2 separate regions of the Homo sapiens genome follow, and region 2 is linked to region 1. A link is a loop called in an ENCODE intact Hi-C map of the cell type or tissue named here. Cell type or tissue: heart right ventricle. All regions are shown on one strand. Links, peaks and the distances in the headings refer to the core of each region. The heading gives the core; the rest is flanking DNA. Region 1 overlaps APP (amyloid beta precursor protein). Region 2 overlaps APP (amyloid beta precursor protein).

What was found. Peaks named below come from ENCODE experiments on the same cell type or tissue, not always from the same donor. Only the 100,000 strongest peaks of a DNase experiment are listed, where the experiment ranks them.
Region 2: it touches region 1 in a loop (3-fold over the local background); 17 of 110 quality-filtered maps call a loop at or near these places.

The regions. Positions count from the first base shown.
Region 1 is chr21:26,003,157-26,014,397 of GRCh38, forward strand. All of the region lies in intron 6 of APP (amyloid beta precursor protein), which reads right to left. Among named protein-coding and RNA genes, the nearest start is that of APP, 160 kb to the right of the region's middle. In heart right ventricle, for the core only: no CTCF peak of the experiment used is centred there; no DNase peak of the experiment used is centred there; H3K27ac peaks cover 1,391 bases.
Region 2 is chr21:26,155,772-26,167,012 of GRCh38, forward strand. All of the region lies in intron 1 of APP (amyloid beta precursor protein), which reads right to left. It overlaps LOC124900466 (a long non-coding RNA gene), which reads right to left and starts at 1,368. Exons shown (of 2, transcript XR_007067829.1): 1 at 1-1,368. In heart right ventricle, for the core only: no CTCF peak of the experiment used is centred there; no DNase peak of the experiment used is centred there; H3K27ac peaks cover 229 bases.

The DNA of each region.
Region 1 (11,241 bases), core at 1,160-9,159:
GTTATAGCTAATTCGTAGAAGCCAGGCTAAATGAGCCCTAATCAACTAGAACAAGCATTCAGAACTCAAAATCCATTTACATGTTAATTAAGTAAATAGTATAAGCTACACGTTGAGCCTACAACTCTTGCTGGAGTCTCCAGCTGTAAGAGCCTTAACTCCTTCCTTTCATAAAGGCCAAGAAAAGAGTGAGTTAGTCCCTATTCGGGGAGTGTTGGTTGGTTCTCCCAATCCTGTTAGGGGCAGTTGGCACTCTTGACTTTGAACGGCCCCCAAGAGTTTCACTGCCTTGGTGGAGTCCAAGTGGGCATCATGGGCAATAGCAACAGATCCCACAATACTCAAATACAAAAGGCTACCTGAGATAATGCGGTCAGGAATGGGTGTAACAGTGTATGTTAATTTAATGTCAAATACATAATGTATGGAGAAGATGTACGTGAGGCTGGAAGAACAGGACTGACAGTGTGCTTTTGTTACTTCTCAATCTCTAAGAGACAGCTACCTTGTCCAACTGGTTCTCATCTGCTGACATGGAGGATGAGCAGATAGGCCTTCTCTTAACATGCAACCCCTCTCCTGGTGAAAAAGAGCTTCTCGTTATAATTCCCCCAATTGTCAGCAACCCTGATTCCCCATCACCTCAACTCTCACTTCCCAACACTTTCCCTCAGGGAAATAATGAGAACAGCAACTTCCTACAGCAGTGAAGCTGACTTCGGAGAGGACTGGGAAAGGAATGGAACGTATCCTCTATCACTCATAATTATATTCCTACTCTACTACAGGGAAAGGGAATGCAACTGTTTGTTTTCTCTGACTTTTTTGCTAACCCTTTATTATTCCAGAACAATTTTCCATGTAGTAGAAAAGAGAATCTTAGCCTACTCTGGGAGAAGCTGGGACTGAGGGTAGGGTCAGCACCAGCGATGTATGATGCTAATGCTTTTACACAAAGTATGAATAAGCACACAAGAAATGGCCAGTGCCTCTCAGAAGTGAACACGGAGAAGCAGCAGCATAGACTTGGGTTAAAGCAGTGTTAAGGGATTAATGTCAATTTAATAGTTGTGATACTGTACTGAGTGAAGACTATGCAGGGTCTCTTTGTATTAATTCTTTTTTTTTTTTTTTTTTTTTTTTTGAGACAGAGTCTCGCTCTGTTGCCCAGGCTGGAATGCAGTGGCACTATCTCCACTCACTGCAGGCTTCGCCAAGCTCCGCCTCCCAGGTTCACGCCATTCTCCTGCCTCAGCCTCCTGAGTAGCTGGGATTACAAGCACCCGCCACACACCGGCTAATTTTTTTCGATTTTTTAGTAGACACGGGGTTTCTCTGTGTTAGCCAGGATGGTCTCGATCTCCTGACCTCATGATCCGCCTGCCTTGGCCTCCCAAAGTGCTGGGATTACAGGCGTGAGGCACCGCGCCCGGCCTCTATTAATTCTTTCAACTGCATGTAAATCTACAATTGTCTCAAAGAAAAGATTTTTAATTTTTTTTCTTTTTTATTATACTTTAAGTTCTAGGGTACATGTGCACAACGTGCAGGTTTGTTACATAGGTATACATGTGCCATGTTGTTTGCTGCACCCATAAACTCGTCATTTACATTAGGTATTTCTCCTGATGCTTTCCCTCCCCCAACCCCCCACCCCCCCAACAGGCCCTGGTGTGTGATGTTCCCCGCCCTGTGTCCAAGTGTTCTCATTGTTCAATTTCCACCTATGAGTGAGAACATGCAGAGTTTGGTTTTCTGTCCTTGTGATAGTCTGCTGAGAATGATGGTTTCCAGCTTCATCCATGTCCCTACAAAGGACGTGAACTCATCCTTTTTTATGGCTGCATAGTATTTCATGGTGTATATGTGCCACATTTTCTTAATCCAGTCTATCATTGATGGACATTTGGGTTGGTGTCAAGTCTTTGCTATTGAAAAGATTTTAAAAAGCCCACATAAAAAAATGAATATAGGAAGCCAGGCATGGTGGCTCAAGCCTGTAATCCCAGCACTTTGGGAGGCCGAGGTGGGCAGATCACCTGAGGTCAGGAGTTCAAGACCAACGTAGTCAACATGGCGAAACCCTGTCTCTACTAAAAATACAAAAATTAGCTGGGCATGGTGGCGTGCACATATAATCTCACCTACTCGCGAGGCCGAAGCACTGGAATCACTTGAACCTGGGAAGCGTACATTGCAGTGAGCCAAAATAGTGCCACTGCACTCCAGCCTGGGCGACAGAGTGAGACTTGGTGTCAAAAAAAGAAAAAAATAATGATAATATAGGAATATTGATTTTTCAGTTTGCCTAAGAGTTCTAACCTTGTCTCTTTACTTGACTCAGAGATTGGAAGATTTGGAAATCTCAGTTTGAGAAAATTTCCTTTACATCCCTCTCTAGCAATGGGATATTAGTAAGAGATCTAACCAATCAAGATGCTCACCAAGTAGAAGAGTTTTAGAGCACTGAGACCTGAAACACATCTTCAATAAGCCGCATCTAGTTTCATGGAAGATAAAAATATCTCAAGAGAGAGTTCAAATGCTTATGTTTACATTTTCTATTTTTCTCAATAGCATAATTTCTTCCTTCCTAATCTACTGAAACTTCTAAAAACATCAGCAAAAAACCTGTTTCACATTAATTACTATTATCACTCAGTGGAAATTTATAAATCAGCCACTAAATGTAGAGGATGCAAAATTAGACCTTATATAACTAAACCCAAATAAGATTCCTGTGAAAATTAAAACCGTATCTTCAAAATGTATACTATATGTAATTATTATGTCAATTAAAAATAAAGTTGAAAAGAAAACAAATTTAAGAAAAAACAAAAAACTCTTCATCTGCCTTCTTTGTTCTCTTCTCAAAATGTAAAATACTGAGAAAACTAACATTTTGAAATCATTTTTGAAATCAAACTTATTTTTTGATTTCCAATCCACCTTTCTGTTCAAAGTAAATATCAGAGATAATAATGGAGAAAATTTGTTCAGAAAAATAAAAGCAAGAATATTTCCTAAAGAGAAATGTTAGAAACATAGGCAAAGACTTACATGGCTATCTAAGGAACCACAATCCTTTATTGATGTTGAATTTCTTACACTTTCAAGATCACAAATAGCTTTTCTGATATTCACTTATCTGAATTCTGCTGGCAAGGAAGCATTATGCCTTCTTTTGTAACAACTCTGCTCACTCTTCAAGACAAAATGCCATTTACTACACTGAAATGCTGGTGTATACGAAACACAAAGCAAAATCATGTGCTTCTAATAAAACTCCACGCATTTTATCTTTGTAAGGTAGGCCCTTGCTGAGATTTGTGCTCGTGTCAACGCTACATTCCATTTTCTAAAAATCAGTATAACACAAAATAATACAGAATCTAAGCCAGAGCTCCCTGGATTATACAAAATGATTATGCAATTCATTGTTCAAAAAATAATGCTCAACCACAAAAAATTAGTTCTGAATAGATATTTCAAATTGGAGTGAAATTCTTTGTGGACAACCAAGGTTAGAAAGCTGATTTTACATATTTTAATAAATTTAGAATGAACACAGTTGTGAAACTGGCAACCAGAATGGGGAGAAAATCTCCACTTTCAAATGTACGATAATTATAATGCCTTCTTATGAAGCAAAGTTAACAGATTAGCAAATAATTCGCTGTAAATAAAGTGGTAAATAAAGAATAAAGCTGGTTTTAGAATAAAGCAAAGCTGGTTATTATTATTTCATTTTTAATCATTGAATTTCAAGTATTCTCAGCCTACTGGAATGTATGTGAAATAAAACTATATTCCATGTGATGTATAAATTTTAAATTTACAAATTTTGGGAAAGCAGTCACAATCAAACTAGTCATTTAGAGAGAGCTAGGAACTATATTTTCTGAACTTTTTTTTAAAAGGCAACATTTTATAGCATTATTTTCTCCATACTCTACAAGAATATCTACTTAAACTTCACATAATACAACTATTTCTCCTTTCTGACAGAAATTCCCTATCTTGAACTCTTTTTCTCCAATTTTAAGTAGAGTAAAAAGGGCAAATGTAAGACAAATATAATTTATTTTTGTAATAAGTTACTTCCTTAATGTAACAGTGGAATAAAATGAAAACGACATAAATATTAAAATCCACTAAGTATACAAAACTTCAATATTTCAAATAAACGTTATAATTTATAAATATAATTATAATATATTAGATTATAATATATTATATAAAAACTTTATAATTTATAAATATAATTTATGTATTATATTTATAAATTATATATTATATACTATATATTACAATATATAATTATATAATACAATATACAATTTATATACATTTTATATAAATGTTTACATAATACATATATCTGTCTGAGCTCAATGTAGTTCATAACAACTTTATTTTTTTAGCCTAAGTTATTGCTGTAATTCTAAGTATTACTACGTGGTGACATTTCATGAGCCTAAGTTATTAAAATCAAACTTGTATTCTGTTGAAAAATAAGCAGACAATATTTGCATTTGATTCTACTGATGAAAAAATTTTAAAAGCCAACACAATAGAAAACTGGTTATTTTTTAAGAACGTGATTTTCCCAATTCTGGAACCATGTACTTTTAATAGAAAAGAACATTTTTCAAGTGCTTGTACGTAGTGGCAAGCAGTCGTCAAAAAACATGTTTAGAAAATTACTCTAATAAGGCAATAAATTATCAAATATTTATGACCTAGTAATCATATTTTACTAAATAGAAGCATGTAAAATTAGGCAAGCAAGCTTGAACTGAAGTCTTATGACAAATCTCACTTAAGCTCCAAATATGGATTGAAATACAAACAAAGATGATGCAAACAGCTGTGCATGCTAATGAAAGCACTGCTTCAGTACAAGAGGATGGTGCTAATTTGTCACGGAAGTAACTAGAAGATATCCGCAGTTGGCTAGCCTTTTTACTGAATTGCGTTAATTCTCTCAGGCTAGCCAATACATCTGTCATTCTAATTATACCTGACCCAATTCTCATCTCTCCATGATGAAAGATTGTTTATAAAATGCCACCTGAAGGAGATTTACTTGTAAAGTATTTAGACTAATCAGGACTCCCGTGACGGTGTTAGGGAACACTCACAAAAGGGTACCACTGTGGTTTTTCCTCAACCTTTGTTTCCTGTTTGTTATGGGAATAAACTTGCTCTTCACTGAGCTGCGTGGTTAGCGTGCAACAGGCTATTAACAAGAAGCTCAAAACTCGGGATATCATGTCCTGTATTGGAAAATAAGGGGAAGTGCTTTTTCTTACTGAATGAGAGACAGGAGTATGCTGGGAAACTGGCACTGTCTAGAAAAACAAACAAATAGAACACTCTTGAGTTACAGTGTATGCCAACTGCCATGGTATAAATACTCCCACCATTGGTATTTCAAGCTACTAATGGCTATGGCTTACAAAATTCCTCTATACTGTAATAATTAGCTTTTACAGGCTAGCAGGAGTTGGCTACACTACCATGTTAATGACAGGAAATAGGGGCACAAGTGAACACATGTAGGGAGACTGTAAGAGTTTTTCGGTTTCCTTGGTCTTGAGGTGTGAATTTAAGGAAAGAAAAGCTCAGTAGGTAGATGTCTCAGGATTGCCTCATACTTGTTGGTATCTGTAATATACCAAGAACAATAACACCAAAGGTAAGAATGGTTTTCCTTTTCAGTTTCTTACTTCCTGTCTCAATGCTGCAAATCTGCACCATATGGAAGGCAGGAGACGCTACTAGAGTCTACTACTCAAAATAGGATCATGGACCAGCAGAGTCAACACCACCTGGGACTCAGGCCCCCCATACAGACTCAACAACGATTGTTTTCCAAGGGCCTTGGATAACTCGAATGGATATCTCAGTTTGAGAAGCAGCATGATCAACCTTATCTTTTAAATGCAATAGATATGTCAAAACGTGAGACATAAGATTTAATCATTTTCCAAAAGAAGTAGTTAGGGAAGAATTAGTAAAAGTTGCATAGGTTTTGGCTTATTAAAAGAAGTACACATATATTTGGGAAAAGACAGATACAACAAAATTAGTAGTCTTAAGATTCAAATATACAGCTCAACAACTTAATTTGAACAGATTGAACAGATTGTCTATACACATTTATTTTACTCTGAAGTTCTGTCCTATCTCAAGCAACATTAAAACAGCTTCGATACCTCTGCCTTAGATCCAGTACCAAGATCATAATTTTCTTACTCATATTAAGACTATTGAAATACCAGACTTCTTAGAAAGCTGAATTCAAGTGGTATCATTCCTATAATATCCCAGAACATCAGAAATATCAAAGTTTTTATTTTTACTTGTAAAAATAATGAAGAAAGCCAAGATCAATTCAAGGGCTTAGAATATACTTCCTTTTTCTTTTCTTTTCTTTTTTTTTTTTTGAGACGAATCTCGCTCTGTCACCCAGGCTAGAGTACAATGGAGTGAACTCGGCTTACTGCAACCTCCGTCTCCCGGGTTCAAGCGATTCTCCTGCTTCAGCCTCCCGAGTAGCTGGGACCACAGGTGTGTGCCACCACGCCCGGCTAATTTTTGTATTTTTAGTAGCGAGGGGTTTCACCATGTTGGCCAGGCTGGTCTCAAACTCCTGACCTCAGGTGATGCACCCACCTCGGCCTCCCAAAGTGCTGGGATTACAGCATGAGCCATCGTGCCTGGCCAGAATGTACTTCCTTATACCACTTCTCTGTAAAGAAAGAATTAGATGATATTTCTGTTCCGGTTTAAAAAAAAAAAAAGAAAAAAAGAATGCCTCTAGATGTAGGTCATGGGTTGGAAGGATGGTCCTACTGTTTCATGTCCTTTTCTGGGGAAGACTGACATGTACACCTCTCCATGTTAACTGGCTTCTTGTCACAATCTCTAGCAGGCAAAGAACCTACAGATTCCAGCTGGGAACAGCAGTGTCTCTGGTTACAGCACAGATGCTAATCACCATTTGCTATTTTATAACAGTGGACAAGGGGAGAGTGAATTCCTTTTGAACAAAAAAAAAAAAAAACAAAACAAAACTAGGAAAGCAGTTTACCTCCATATCTCACTGTCTACATGGCAAATATGCATACGCAATGTTTCAAGTCAACATTTTATGTTGTTTTCTGTTTCTAAATAAAGCTACTAGACTACATTACACATTTTATCAAATACTTGCTTTTACCTTACTAAATGTGTATTTATCATATTTGCTTTGGCATATTTTTGTTTATTTTACTTTTTCTTATACAATAAAAAATGTTCACTGGTTATCTACAATGTGCAAAGCAGTGATACAGAAGTTAGAGCTTACATTAAAATGAGACCAGCCGGGCTTGGTGGCTCATGCCTGTAAACCCAGCACTTTGGGAGGCCGAGATGGATGGATCACTTGAGGTCAGCAGTTCAAGATCAGCCTGGCTAACATGGTGAAACCCTGTCTCTACTAAAACTACAAAAAAAAAAAATATATTAGCCGGGCGCAGTGGCAGGTGCCTGTAATCCCAGCTACTTGGGAGGCTGAGGCAAGAGAATCGCTTGAACCTGGGCAGCAGAGGTTGCAGTGAGCCAAGACTGTGCCACTGCCTTCCAGCCTGGGTGACAGAGTGAGACTTCGTCTCAAAAAAAAAAAAAAAAAAAAAAGCAAAAAACAACAAAACAAAAAAAACACACAAAACTTAGCTGGTCTTGGTGAGGCACACCTGTAATCCCAGGTACTCGGAGACAGAGGCAGGTGAATCGCTTGAACCATGGAGGCAGAGATTGCAGTGAACTGAGATCGTGTCACTGCACTCCAGCCTGGGCGACAGCAAGACTCCGTCTTTGGGGGATGAGACACAGTATTGCACGGGTATTTCTCTGTTCACTTTTTTATTTTTATTTATTTATTTTTGAGACGGCATCTCAGTCTGTCTGCCGAGACTGGAGTGCAATGGCACGATCTCAGCTCACTGCAACCTCAACCTCCCAGGTTCAAGTGATTTCTTTGCCTCAGCCTCCCAAGTAGCTGGGATTATAGGCACCCATCATCATGCCCGGCTAATTTTTATATTTTTAGTAGAGACGGGGTTTCACCATGTTGGCCAGGTTGGCCTCAAACTCCTGATCTCAAGTAATCCGCCCACCTCAGCCTCCCAAAGTGCTGGGGTTACAAGTGTGAGCCACCACGCCTGGGCTTCTGTTCACATATCTAAAGCTGCTCATCACTGCAGATCTCAACACCATAGCCCAGTGTTTTGCAACCAGAGAGAGTCTATCCCCTACTCCTCCCAGGGGACATTTTTGATTGTCATCACTTGGGGGTGCTGCTGGCATCGAGTAGAGGCTAGTGATGCAGCTAAACATCCTACAATGCACAGGACAATCATCCGCAACAATTATCTGGCCCAAAACATCAATAGTACTAAGGTCCAGAAACCCTGCCATAGCCCAAGCAAACACCAGAAGGATTCGTGATGCATTTTAGTAACTTTGCCCACCAAGACTACTGGGCAGCAGTCACCAGCACTTCAGAAATCCTGGGTAACAAATGCTAGTAAATTTCCAGAACAGATGCAATCATAAGAATTGGCAAGCAAGACTTTTCTTTGCTCCTATCATGAAACATAAGAACCTAAAGTCACGTGCAAGCAACATAAAATTGCCATCCATATTCTGTGATACTTGCATATTCTGTCTAGAAATTATACCCAATAAGAACATATATAAATTTAAGAAAGAGGCAACCCTACTCTCATAGTTAAAACACCTGAACAGTCTTACCATTATTATCAACTAAATATAGCGTAACCTTTAACATTTCCTCTGCCTTAATCTTTTTTTTTTTTGGACAGGGTCTCACTGTCACCAAGGCTGGAGTGTGGTGGTGTGATCACGGCTCACTGCAGGCTTGACCTCACCTGGGCTCCAGCGACCCTCCCACCTCAGCCTCCTGAGTAGCTGGGACTATAAGCCTGTGACACTACAGCCAAAACAACAATTTTTTTTTTTGGTCTCCCTATGGGGCCCAGGCTGCTTGCAAACTCCTGGGGTCAGGCGATCATCCTGCCTCAGCTTCCCAAAGTGCTGGGATAACAGGTGTGAGATACCATGCCTGGCCTGTAAACACTTTTTTTTTTTTAACACTGTAAAAGTCTCAATGTTTACAATTTGGGCTGCTGTCTTGAAAATTAAGGGATTCTCTTGAGCATCATTTTTATATGAGATTCATTCATTCTTGCCTCCCCTTGACTTTTTACTCTTCTACTAACAGAATCACAAAAAGTCAGGCATATTGGAAGAGGTGGTTGGAAACCAAAGATGAATTTTCAGGAGGGCAAAATGGTTAAAGGCTGAGAGAAGCAGCTGGTTAGGCTGTAAGCCACTCTGCTTTTGGAAACTCATTGTTCTGCAAGGGAACTAAAGATCTCCATTCAAATCCACAGCTTTGTAACCTGCTCAAGGAATCTGACTGTACTTAATCAGACCTATGGCTTGGCTAAAAACGTGTGCCCGGTTGGGTGTGGTGGCTCAAACCAGTAACCCAGCACTTTGGGAGGCCAAGGTGGGTGAATCACCTGAGGTCAGAAGTTCGAGACCAGTCTGGCCAACGTGGTGAAACCCATCTCTACCAAAAATACAAAAATTAGCCAGGTGTGGTTGCACACACCTGTAGTCCCAGCTACTTGGGAAGCTGAGGCAGGAGAATTGAGAATTGCTTGAACCTGGGAGACGGAGGTTGCAGTGAGCCAAGATCGTGCCACTGAATCCCAGCCTGGGTGACTGAGACTCCATGTCAACAAAACAAAACAAAACAAAACAAAACAAAACAAAACAAACAAACAAAAAGGTGCACCCAGCTGGTGCAGTGGCTCACACCTGTAATGCTAGCACTTTAGGAGGCCAAGGCAGGTGGATCACCTGAGGTCAGGAGTTCAAGACCAGCCTGGCCAACATGGTGAAAACCTGTCTCTACTAAAAATACAACAGTTAGCCAGGCGCGGTTGTGTGCGCCTGTAATCCCAGCTACTCAGGAGGCTGAGAGAGGAGACTCACTTGAACCCGGGAGGCAGAGGTTGCAGTGAGCCGAGATCGCGCCATTGCACTCCAGCCTGGGCGACAAACAAAAACTCCATCTTAAAAACAAAACAAAACAAAAAAAGTGTGCCCATGTAAATGTATGCATGTTTAAATGAACCTGAACCTCTGAGTTGCTGGATTTCTTCTTTGAGGTTTGATTTTTTTTTTTCTTAATTGCAAATTCTTGAGTTGAGTACAGTTATTGTGCCTGAGGCATCTGCACACTTTTTTTTTTTTAAAGCAACTGATTTGGGGAAAATATGAGAAAGACTAATATTCTTTAAAAATCTAGTTTCTGGCCTTTAATTAAATTGGACTAAAATTTTATTTTTAATAAATCTAGATATAATTGTATTAAAATGCCTTTCACTGATTACTTCTGCTATTCTATTTTTTTTTAATTGGTAAAGCCAGGTTCTCACTATGTTGCCCAGGCTGGTGTCAAATGTGTATCTTTGTGAATATACTAAACCACTGAATTCTCTCTCACACACACTTCTATATGGCTCTATTCCCTAGTCTCATCACATTTTAAGCAACCTAATTATCTGAGTGGGCTTTCTAGATTGAGACCATTAAACTACACGGAAAGATGCTTGTCCATGTCCTGCTTCACTCTGCCTCTATCAAAGTGTGTATCAAACACCTCGGAATCAATGGCTGCCATGACATGGGGCACAAAATAACAGGCTGTTACCTGTCACATCTATGGTCAGTGCTGACACTAGTTCTCTTGACATCATTAGCAAGCATGCTACAACCCGGGCGAGAGTAGAAGTGCATCCTCTCCATCTTCAAAACACAAAGGTAAAGGCCTGAGGCTTGCTCTATAAGGAGGAGCCATTACCCTTTTGCCCTGTTCCCAAATACTCCCTGGAGCTTTAGTTTCATTTTTGTACAGCATGCTACTACTGAGGCCTCCAACTGAAGTATGTGAGTTCATGTTCGGGTTCACAGCAAGTTAAGTTCACAGTTTACCCCAAGCTTTGTGGAGAGTTAAATATTAATCATAAGTAAAAATCCCGTTAGTGAATTATAGGATACCTTGTAAGTGTCATGTCCATTACAAACAAGTAACAACAGAGGCATGAGAATTAAGCTAAGCTTTGTTTCTTCTCCCCTTGAGATCAATACAAGCTA
Region 2 (11,241 bases), core at 1,924-9,923, 150 kb after region 1:
GATCATGAGGTCAGGAGATCAAGACCATCCTGGCTAACATGGTGAAACCCTGTCTCTACCAAAAATACAAAAAAACGTAGCTGGGAGTGGTGGCGGAAGCCTGTAGTCCCAGCTACTCGGGAGGCTGAGGGAGGAGAATGGCGTGAACCCAGGAGGGAGGCAGAGCTTGCAGTGAGCCGAGACCGTGCCACTGCACTCCAGCCTGGACAACAGAGCGAGACTTCGTCTCAAAAAAAAAAAAAAAAAAAAAGATACCACTTCATTTATGCTATGCCTGAATCCTAATTATCAACTGTAGGCCTTAACAATAATCCTAAGTGGATGTGCCTTTATGCAGGCACTTGTGGCCTTTTTGTTTTCTTTGAATTAAATATACAAAGTAATAATTTATCTTACTTCATAAAAAGATTATAATCTCCCATTTTTTAAAACACATTTGATATTAGTAGGAATAACTAAAATGAACTCGTATGAATAGACCATTTTTATTTCATTGATATCTAACTAGGAACGTTGCAACTAATTTTTGCAATCTGTATCAATTTGTTTAATATATTTTAAATGAACAAAGAAGCAGAGATAGTTTCTAGAGAGCTTATTTACTTAAAAATACAACAGATATTAATCAATAAAATATTAATAAGATTCAGGTGAGTCGAGAGTGAGTACTCAAGTTCTCTTTTCTCACAACGTATTCTTGGAGTGCCAACCTTTTCAGTTCAATGATTTTATGCAAAGGTATACATCTAACTGCCTGCAAAATAAACTACTGACTATTTTAAATCAGATAAAGCAAACAACAGCCCCCAGCTCTGCAATCCAAAGCCAGCAAAGGTCACCCATTTCAGACTGGGTTTGAAGCATAGCCAGTTATGATAGCTCAAATATTTTCAGATGTATGAAAGCAGAACAGAATTCAGAAATATACATTCTTTGGCAGACAATTTTTTTAGAACCAAGTTTCTCAAATTATATAATACAAACTATATGACTATTAGAAAATTATGCATGAATTAAAGGAGATTTATTTAATTTTCAAATTCTAATATAATTAAAATTTTCAAACTTAACTATATGGGCTTCACGGGTGAAAAAAAGTATAATTTAAAAATATGAGCAATATAATATGACAGAAATATACATTCAAACACTCTTTCTAATTTTTCATAAATTAACAACTATTTGAGACATGCACAAATTTTCATGTGTTTTTCTGAAGGTGGTATCCAGAAGTGATAATTTTCCTGACAGTTTAACATTTTTTAAAGACATGCCAAGATTTAAATAATGTAGCTTTTTGATTACTCTTTTTTTTTGAGACAGAGTCTGGCTCTGTTGCCCAGGCTGGAATGCAGTGGTATGATCTCGGCTCACTGCAACCTCCGCCTCCTGGGTTCAAGGGATTCTCCTGTCTCAGCCTCCCGAGTAACTGAGACTACAGGCATGCACCACCACGCTCGGCTGATTTTTGTATTTTTTGTAGAGACGGGGTTTCACCATGTTGGCCAGGCTGGCCTTGAACTCCTGACCTCAAGTGATCCACCCACCTCAGTCTCCCGAAGTGCTGGGATTACAGGTGTGAGCCACCGTGCCCGGCCTTTTTGATTACTCTTAAAACTGCGGGATCAAAATGAAATGTTAGAAAGTAAAACCAACAGCAGAAAGTAAAACCAAGAGCAGCTTCTGAGGAATCATATTTTAGACATTTCTTTCAGACAGATTCTGTAATGTGTCAAACTATTGGAACATATTTCAACTAAATATTTAAGTGAAGACAAAATCCCTACTACAAAACCTCCAAATACTCTAACAATGATGATTCTATCAGGCCTACTCAGAACTACAGGTTTTCCCCACATCTTGATTTCAAAGCATACTTTCTGTGACGTATCTTCATTTAATCACTTTTAGAATAATTGAACAAGAAAATAGGTAAGGAATTAAAATAAATTTTAAAATGGCAGTCCCATTCTTACTGACATAAATTTATTAAGATCAATGTTCCTTTTTGCATAGATCTTCCCATTCTGTTTCAATAACACCAGCAAGCATAAACAGATTTGAAAAGCTACGCAGCCACAGAAAACAGGTTCAGCATGACAGACAGATCTAGCTCAAAAGAGGTGCTCAGTGTCAAGCTCTTTTCTAAAAACCTCAAAGCTTGTTTTGTCTGCTGTTGCTTTCAAAGAACAAGCACAACAAAATTGTTTTGAGGAAGTCTCTAGATCAAACGAAAGACAGTTAACCAACAGGGAGAGTAAACTGACTGCCACTGCTGTCCACACAGGGCCACAGAAATCATTGCTTTGTTCCATCACTCTAGCTGGAAGGCCTTCCCAGGAATGCAAGTCTGAACCATCTAGAGTTCTCTCAGCCAGAATGAAGGCTCAGCTCTTGGATGTTTCTACCATAAAAATGAGAAAGCATTTCCTACCTCCTCCTCTGTCACTCCACAAAGATGTGCTTCCTGTGTGGCTGGCTAGCAGATAAGAGAAGGTAAGCAAATCCCAAAAGCCTACTCTAATCGCTCACGGAGAATCTTAGCTTTGGTTCAGAACGTTAAGTCTACCCATTTTCCTCTATCCCTTTATGGTACTGTATTTCTTCTACATCCCAGAATGCCAGTTGCCACTCAATATCCTACCTCTCCTTTACCCTTAAGAAGAGAGCCGGAAATGTAATTTCTGATAGCAATGCTCCCAGCTAATAGAGCACATTTACATGCTCCCTTGCATCGAGGTGTCACTATCTGGCCCATGAGATTAAGCAGACCTTGAAAAGGACTTCTACAAAAGCTCCTAAACCTAACTGAACCATGAATATCAATGCCTCGTCCCCATTTTAGGAACATTTAAAAGTACTCCATTTCTAAGAAAATGAAGTTCAAACTCATTAAGGGCATCCAAAATTTATAATTTCACACTGTCTCCTTCACTTATTATACCCCTGGGCTTCCCCCTTTGAAACTCTACACCCTCGCTGTTTTTTCTGTCTGGGAAGCCCTCCCCACCCCAGTTCACCTTCACACATCCTTGAAACCTAGTTCAAATTCTGCCTGCCTTCTCTGGGAAGAGTTTGTACCTCCTCTATTATAGCCTTTGGCACACTGTACCTAATTATTTCTCCGTCTCTTTCTTCCTCCACTGGACTGCGGAATTCCTCAAGGCACAGACTGAGTTACCTTTCTATTTACTCACAGCCCCACCCAGATTCTAGATCTCCTGTCATAACTGAAACACAGAATCCATGCAGTATGTCCATAAAATGAATAATAATTTCACAAATTCAAAATGAGAGAAACAATAAGATAGTAAATTTTTTTTTTTTTTGAGACGGAGTCTCGCTCTGTTGCCTAGGCTGGAGTGCAGTGGCACGATGGCTCACTGCAAGCTCTGCCTCCCAGGTTCACACCATTCTCCTGCCTCAGCCTCCCGAGTAGCTGGGACTACAGGTGCCTGTCACCACGCCCGGTTAATTTGTTGTATTTTTAGTGGAGACAGGGTTTCACCATGTTAGCCAGGATGGACTGGATCTCCTGACCTCGTGATCCACCCGCCTTGGCCTCCCAAAGTGCTGGGATTACAGGTGTAAGCCACCGCACCAGGCCATAAATTAGTAATTTTTTAAACATCTAACTCCAAATAAATGTCAACATCACAGAAGTCAATCACAAATGCCCTGAGAAAACTTGCAGTAGAGACATAAAAGGGGAATGCACAATCCAAATATTCAGCTAAACATTCTGCATTAAACCTTCCCCCTCATCTGCACACAGAAGAATCACGGGCTTAGGCTTGGCTTTGTGTTCAACCTCTGATAGAAATGAGCAAACGAGCAATGAAGTCAACATGTCAGATTGCTTTGTAAATCTAAATAACTTCGCATGTGATAATAAATTCTAAGAATGCATCCAATGTCTTTTTCTCTGCAACAACAAGACACTAATATTTTTTTCTCATCTCATCGGCTATTTATTAAATCAATAAATACAATTAAAAACACATGCGCATAAGAAATACTCTCAATAAACTGAAGGGATGCTTCCCATCTGTGTCCCTACAATATGACCCAGAAAATTCACAATGATATAAATTTAACCTTTGAGTCTAGCTCACAAAAGTGAAGTGAAATATCCAAATAGCAAATACGAAGAAAGGAACTACCAAGAAACAAGGAAAGTCAGCCTCCAATTTTGTTCATTTAAGTATACCCTCTCTGCCACCACAACATTCATTATGTTTGTCCTGGACAGCTCTAATGGCCATGCTGATTGATACTCAGTGTTAAGGCCACCTCTGTCCAACAGACAGAGGTGGCTTCTACTCTGTTTCAGCCAAATACTCACATGGCTACTCTATCATCACCTGGAAATCTCCCAGCTTCCCTCAGGAATTCCCCCCTCTCCTATTTCACTGAACAAGCAGGAATAAGTGATTCCAAAATTGCAATTTTGTCTCAAATGTACTCTTAAAAGTGAAACCCTCCACAATTCAACTAGCAGCAGTTCTGTAAGCTGCCTTTACATTCAAACACCCTATGGGTTAGCCAAGAACGCCCCTCCACAACAACCATAGAATTTTTATATTCGTTTTACTTCTGTTGCATTTAAATTTTCTGGATTCTGTGGTATAAGAGGATTTAACACTTGACACAAAACATTCAAAATAAGATTGAGAAAATACTAGCAAGATACAAGGCTAATCATAATGACCTCAATTAGATTTTCAATTCCTGTCAAGTTAATGGTATATAGTAGTATTGGCTTCAAGCTCTTCAAATTGAAAAATACAATTCTTTTAGATAACAGAGGTAATAGAATTCAATATATTTTTTTAAAGGGCCAATTTTGATCCTTGTCACACTAAACACTAGCTGTAAAATGGCCAAAAAAGGAGCCAAAAAAAAAGACAATGACAGAGAAATTTTCATTTTCATGCCACTAAATTTAATTCCAATACACATTTTCTTTCCAAACTCTACTAACTTCTTCACACAAAATTATGTCTAGGCACCCTCTATTGAAAGTGTCCCAATCAATCAGGGCATGGATGAAATATTTCAAAAATGAGGCATTTTTTCTTTTTGCAGGCCAACTGAATTTTTGAAATACAATTGCAAATGACTGAACGTGATGTATTGACAGTATTTATGAAACCTTTTCACAATAAAATGTTCCAAAAAGAGGCTGAAAAAAAAGAATCTTATTTAAAAGGCTTTAATCTTCTTTCTATGCTTGTTCGCAGTTTCTTAAATGTTGAGAAGGTTGCACAGCTGTTCGAATCTTCAATCTGAACGTAATTCTTTATCACCACAACATAGAATTTCTAGAGAACTCATTTATTTAGTACATACAAAATGTAAGGCATTATCATGAGTGATCAAACAAATTACTGTATAGAAAAGTGTGTGATCACAATCAACACTAACTTCTCTCTCCCACCACTTGTTTTCAACATTTAATCACCCAAAGTAGATCTTCTGTCTACAATTATTCTTTTACAATGTAGTAAATATATAGTTCCTTCCCCCAGTTATCTAAGTTTACCTTCACATACTGAAATGATCAGAGAACTTTGACAATACTACAGAAACTATTGCATTCACAACACACATCCTTCTACGTAGCATTCTCTTATATTCCTTACCCAACTTAATTTTTTCCAAGTCACTTCCTTCCTCCTTTTTATTCTGTCTACCCTCTTGGGGGCAAGGACCTCGAAAATATTTGTGAAATGAAGGAGTGGCCCTTTCTTGGTTGTACCCCTAAGAATCTAGGTTTCTTTGTGTATGAAAATAAGCTAATTTCCACAGAAATTTGGCTTTAATTTTAAATTGCTAATCAATTTAATATGTAAGTATCTATGATTAATTATTCTTAGAATAATTAGTCTGCATATTTTCACATTTCTATGGGAGTTTCTTAGGTACTCTTCAGTTATATCCTCAAACTAATTTACTGTAATGACAAAATTATATTTGTGTTAAACCATAATAAGCAATTGAGAGCATCAGGATGGAGAATATTTGCTACTACATATCACTTTTCATATGATGGGTTTTAATGTTAGTCTCTGAAGACTTAAGCTAAGACTTCAAAAACTTTGCATCGGTTTTAAAGGCTTAATCTTTGAAGTAGATGAGGATTTTTTTTTTGAAAGATAAAAAAATCAATAAATACAGTTAAGAAACAGTGCTTATCCATCTTTATTCTATGAGCCTATCAATTCAATTATAAACAAAATAACTGAGTAATGATATTTATAAAAACAACATTGGCCAGGCACAATAGCTCACACCTGTAATCTAGCACTTTGGAAGGTCGAGGCAGGAGGATCGCTTGAGCCCAGGAGTTCAAGATCAGCCTGGGCAACATAGTGGGGACCCCATCTCTACAAAACATTTAAGAAATTAGTCAGATGTGGTGGCACATGCCTGTAGTCCCAGCTACTCTGGAGGCTGGGGCAGGAAGATGGCTTCAGCCCAGGAGGCCACGGCTACAGATCACACCACTGCACTTCAGCCTGGGTGACAGAGTGAGGACTTGTCCCGAAAACAAACAAAACCAAACACAGTATCAATATGCTTTTGAAAATTCATCCAATAGTAGGAGTAGATATAACAAGTCCTTTTTTAAGATGAATAAACCTTTAATGGATAAAGCCATTTTCTTTACTTTCTCTTAAAAATAAAATTTATGTTGCCTCACTAATTTTACTGTGAAATAACGAGCACACAGACAAGGAAAAACTAAACAAATGAGTTTGTAGTAACTTGGGATGAGGGGCAGGTCTAAAACACGTTAAGTCTATCTCAACAGTAGGATTAAACCTCTCATTTTTCTTCCTGTAAAATATCTCCAGGGGGTCAAAATATATTAGTTATTCAATGTTTGAAATTTAGCAAAGCAGCAAGAGTAATAATGCATTTCTTCACTTAACACAAATGACTTTTCTTTATGCAACAGATCTCTTATTCTCATAAGTATCTTTTATGGCTGAAAAGTAATTTATCAGTCTGTATCATCTAGGATGCCTTACATTTTTCAATGAAGACAGTATGTGGCTTTCTGGAAGCTAATGAAAGCCAAATTATTAAATAAGAGACAAATTATTAGATTCTCTCAAAAAAAGCATCAGGCAAAAAAAAAAATTCCTATCAAAATCACCAAAAAATTGGCCAGGTGCAGTGGCTCACACCTGTTATCCCAGCACTTTGGGAGGCCTAGGTGGGTGGATCACTTGAAGTCAGGAGTTCGAGACCACCCTGGCCAATGTAGTGAAACCCTGTCTCTACTAAAAAAAAAAAAAACAAAAACAAAAATTAGCCAGGCGTGGTGGCACATGCCTGTAAACCCAGCTATTCAGGAGGCTGAGGCATGAGAATTGCTTGAACCCGGGAGGCAGAGGTTGCAGTAAGCCAAGACACGCCACTGCACTCCAGCCTGGGTGACACAGTAAAACTCAGTCTCAAAAAAAAAAAAAAAAAAAAAAAAAAAAATCACCAAAAAACAAAAGAAGTGACAATTATTCTTGTTGAATCAAATTTCTCATAAGAAAACCTTCTGACTTTGTGAAGAAAAAAAGGAACCATCTGGAAATTAAGAGATTCAAACACTGTTTGGGGTCCATCATTAATAAGACCTTAAGGAATCACTGCACTTCATTCATCAGGATCCATTAATTTACAAAACAGGCTTATTCATCTTTTCCCTTTTCCAAAATGTTTGTCCTATTTATTCCTCATCCCTGCTCATGAACCCTCCACTCCTGCTTCTGGAACCATCTTAATCACTCCTCACTGTATCTACTGTAATCAGGATGTTTATCACAAATATGGCTTCTGTCATTACACATCCTCGTATGTGAACCCACTTCTTGTCTTCTTGTCTTTAGTTGGACAGGACAATTATAATTACATGAGCTGGTTAACAAAAACCCATGTGAATTCTTTGGGACTCTGCTTCTTGATTTTTCCCTGCGTTCATCATCATTTAACCACAGTATCACCAGTTTCATACACTCAAGGCTTTCAAATATCCTTGGCCTGCTTTTGAAGCTAAAAACCTTTTATTTTTGAGCAACATATGCTGATTTTTAAAAAAAATATATAATTTCAATTAAACAGCAGATCACTATAAAGTTTTAAAGATGTAACAGCCATAACATGGCTGGTTACACAAATTCACTTTACTGCAGCTGGGCGCGGTGGCTCACGCCTGTAATCGCAGCACTTTGGGAGGCCGAGGCAGGCGGATCACGAGGTCAAGAGTTTGAGACCAGCCTGACCAACATAGTGAAACCCCGTCTCTACTAAAAATATAAAAATTAGCTGGGCATAGTGGCACACGCCTGTAATCCCAGCTACTCGGGAGGCTGAGGCAGGAGAATCGCTTGAACCTGAGAGGCGGAGATTGCAGTGAGCTGAGATCGCACCACTGCATTCCAGCTTGGGCGACAGGGCGAGACTCCGTCTCAAAAACAAAACAAAACAAAAAATTCATTTTATTTTGAAACTGATTTCCTAGAGAAATGCCGCATTCTCAAGCAATCTGCTTTTTGGTTTCCCTGTCCTTGGGTGAACATAACTTCAAGCTTCCATATTAGGACCAAAATTCTTTTGCTGGCATTTGAAATCTTCCATTTCTACCCAGATTGGCAAAGCCTGTTTATTCGTTTTGCTAGCAAAGATTCTACTGAAAACTAAACCAAGTCTGTTCACAGTTCCTTGCACATAGCTGATAGCCAACTAATAGTTAATAATCAAGCCAGTGTATAAACTTGCTCAATATTAGACATCTGTGGCAAGCTGCCAGTGTGTACAACATTAAAAAATAGGTCTCTGGGAGGCCGAGGTGGGCAGATCACTTGAGGTCAGGAGTTTGAGACCAGCCTGGCCAACATGGTGAAACCCCATCTCTACTTAAAAAATACAAAAATTAGCTGGGCATGGTGGCGAGTGCCCATAGTCCCAGCTACTCAGGAGGCTGAGGCAGGAGAATCGCTTGAACCCAGGAGGCGGAGGTTGCAGTGAGCCGAGATCGCGCCACTGCACTCCAGCCTGGGTGACAGAGGGAGATTCTGTCTCAAAAAAAAAAAAAAAAGGTCTACATCCATGTTATGTGGAAAAAAAGAAAAAAAAAAACTAGGTATTTCCCATTTGTGTAAAAAATGCTTATGCTTTTTGCACATTTCTGTACTGTTTTAAATTTTTCAATGAGCATGAATTATTTTCATTTTTCAAAAAACCAATTGAAATACACAATACATATTTAATAAATGAAATTTTATAACATGTATTCTAAAAATTGTATCTGAGATACCATGTGCTTTTTAAATTTAGATCAAACTCATAGACAACAATCTGTCAATTTCCTGCAATAGTCTTAATTGGCCAATAAGTAATTTGTCAATAAGTGAAACATCATCTAGATTTTTAACTTTCAACTATGCAGGAAACTTACATATACCCATTGTACATCAACATCATCACCATACATAGCAGCAACTAACACACAGTGCTTATGCTATGCCATCAGGTTACATATATATTAACTCACACACTGTTTCAAGCATTTAACAAAGATATTAATTCGATCCTCAATAACTAGAAGTACTCATCCCATTTTACAAAGGAAAAAACTGAGGCACAGAAACTTGCCCATGGTCACTAGCTCAAAAGAAACAAAGACAGAATTTATGCCCATGCATTCCTGCCCTGGTCTAAACTCTCCTGATTAGTGTGCAATGCTGCCTTCTCTACATACCTGAGAAACACTCAATGACTCAGTGTTATTGGCCTAACATCACGCCTGGCATCAAATTCAACATTATAAATTGAGAACAACTCTGGTTCGTTCTACAGAGGTGACATTTTTAAAAACCTCTCATCTTCCCCATTTTAACTATCTTCTTTCGTAAGATACTGTGAGTCTCGCAAGGTTCAAGCTAAATCTCTATTGCATGTTTCTTCAACATGTAGCCACACAAAATAAACCTAAATAAAATGATCTCTTAGGTTTCTATTTCAGCAGATTTAATACATGTGAACCTGAGACTTCTGTGGCCCTCTCTGAATACTCAGCTAGCTAATCTACTAAGCATCCCTGTTTCATAAAGCTATTAATTGATGCACATATCCAGGCTTTTAAATTTAAATATGTGAATTTATTCCTAGAGCAATCATTGTACTCCAGTTTTTGCCAGATTTCTACTTCTGAAGAGGTACCACTCAAGCATAATAATAATCTATAACCAAGATTAATCTAAAGAGGAAAATTTGCCAAACTTTTTTTTCCAAGAAAAATACTAGTGTCCTCACAGTAATGATTATTTCTTAAGCCATCCACACTAAACTGAAAAAATAGTTACATAACATTTCCCCCTTTACTAAGCTTTTCACTTGCAAAATCAGCTTCAGGGTTTGAGTTCTGTCTGCTTTTCTTCTTATACAACAATAAAAAAAGAAATACATATTTTATTGATTAAACTTGCTACTCATTCTGGGGTGTGCTCATTCCTTCCCCTGCCACCTTCTGTCTTCTGTGTACAGATGAGGGTGTTATCTGTACACTGGCTGTGAGACCCACAGGGTGACAGCGTTTCCAAGGGTTTGCAAAAGACGGCATTTCCCATCCATCCCCACTCCATACATTTGCATCTGAGCTCTCACTATGAAAAGGAAAAGATTTTTTTATTTCTGTTTTCTTCAGCCCTTTTCTGTCTACAAAGCCAATCTCCTCTGTTCAACTCATCGGAACATTTATACTATTTTACAGAATAGTGTTGCCTGAATGTAGAATCACAACAAAGCCAGTTGAGATCTTTAAATTAAAAAAAGAAAAAAAAAAGATTTCATAATCAAGCATAGTCAAGTGAAACAGAGAGAGGTTGAAAACCACCAGACAAAAACAAAACACAAACAGAAAATGTGATTTTTCCCTATCCTCCTCGTTGCCACTGTTCATCTCATACTCTGCCCATCAAGATGCTACTGAAGCTCTCTGGTCCTGCATTCAGCCCCTTACCTTTGACCTCTCAACTCCTTATTTCAAATTCCCTACTCCTGTTGAGAATACCCTGCACCAGCATCTGTCACTCAAGTGAGAGAGAGAGAGAGAGAGAGAGAGAGAGAGAGAAAGAGAGAGAAAGAGACAGAGGGTGTGTGTGTGTGTGTGTGTGTGTGTCTGTCTGTCTGTCTGGTAGAGGCAGAGAGGAATGTAAACAAATATTGTATATGCAGAAA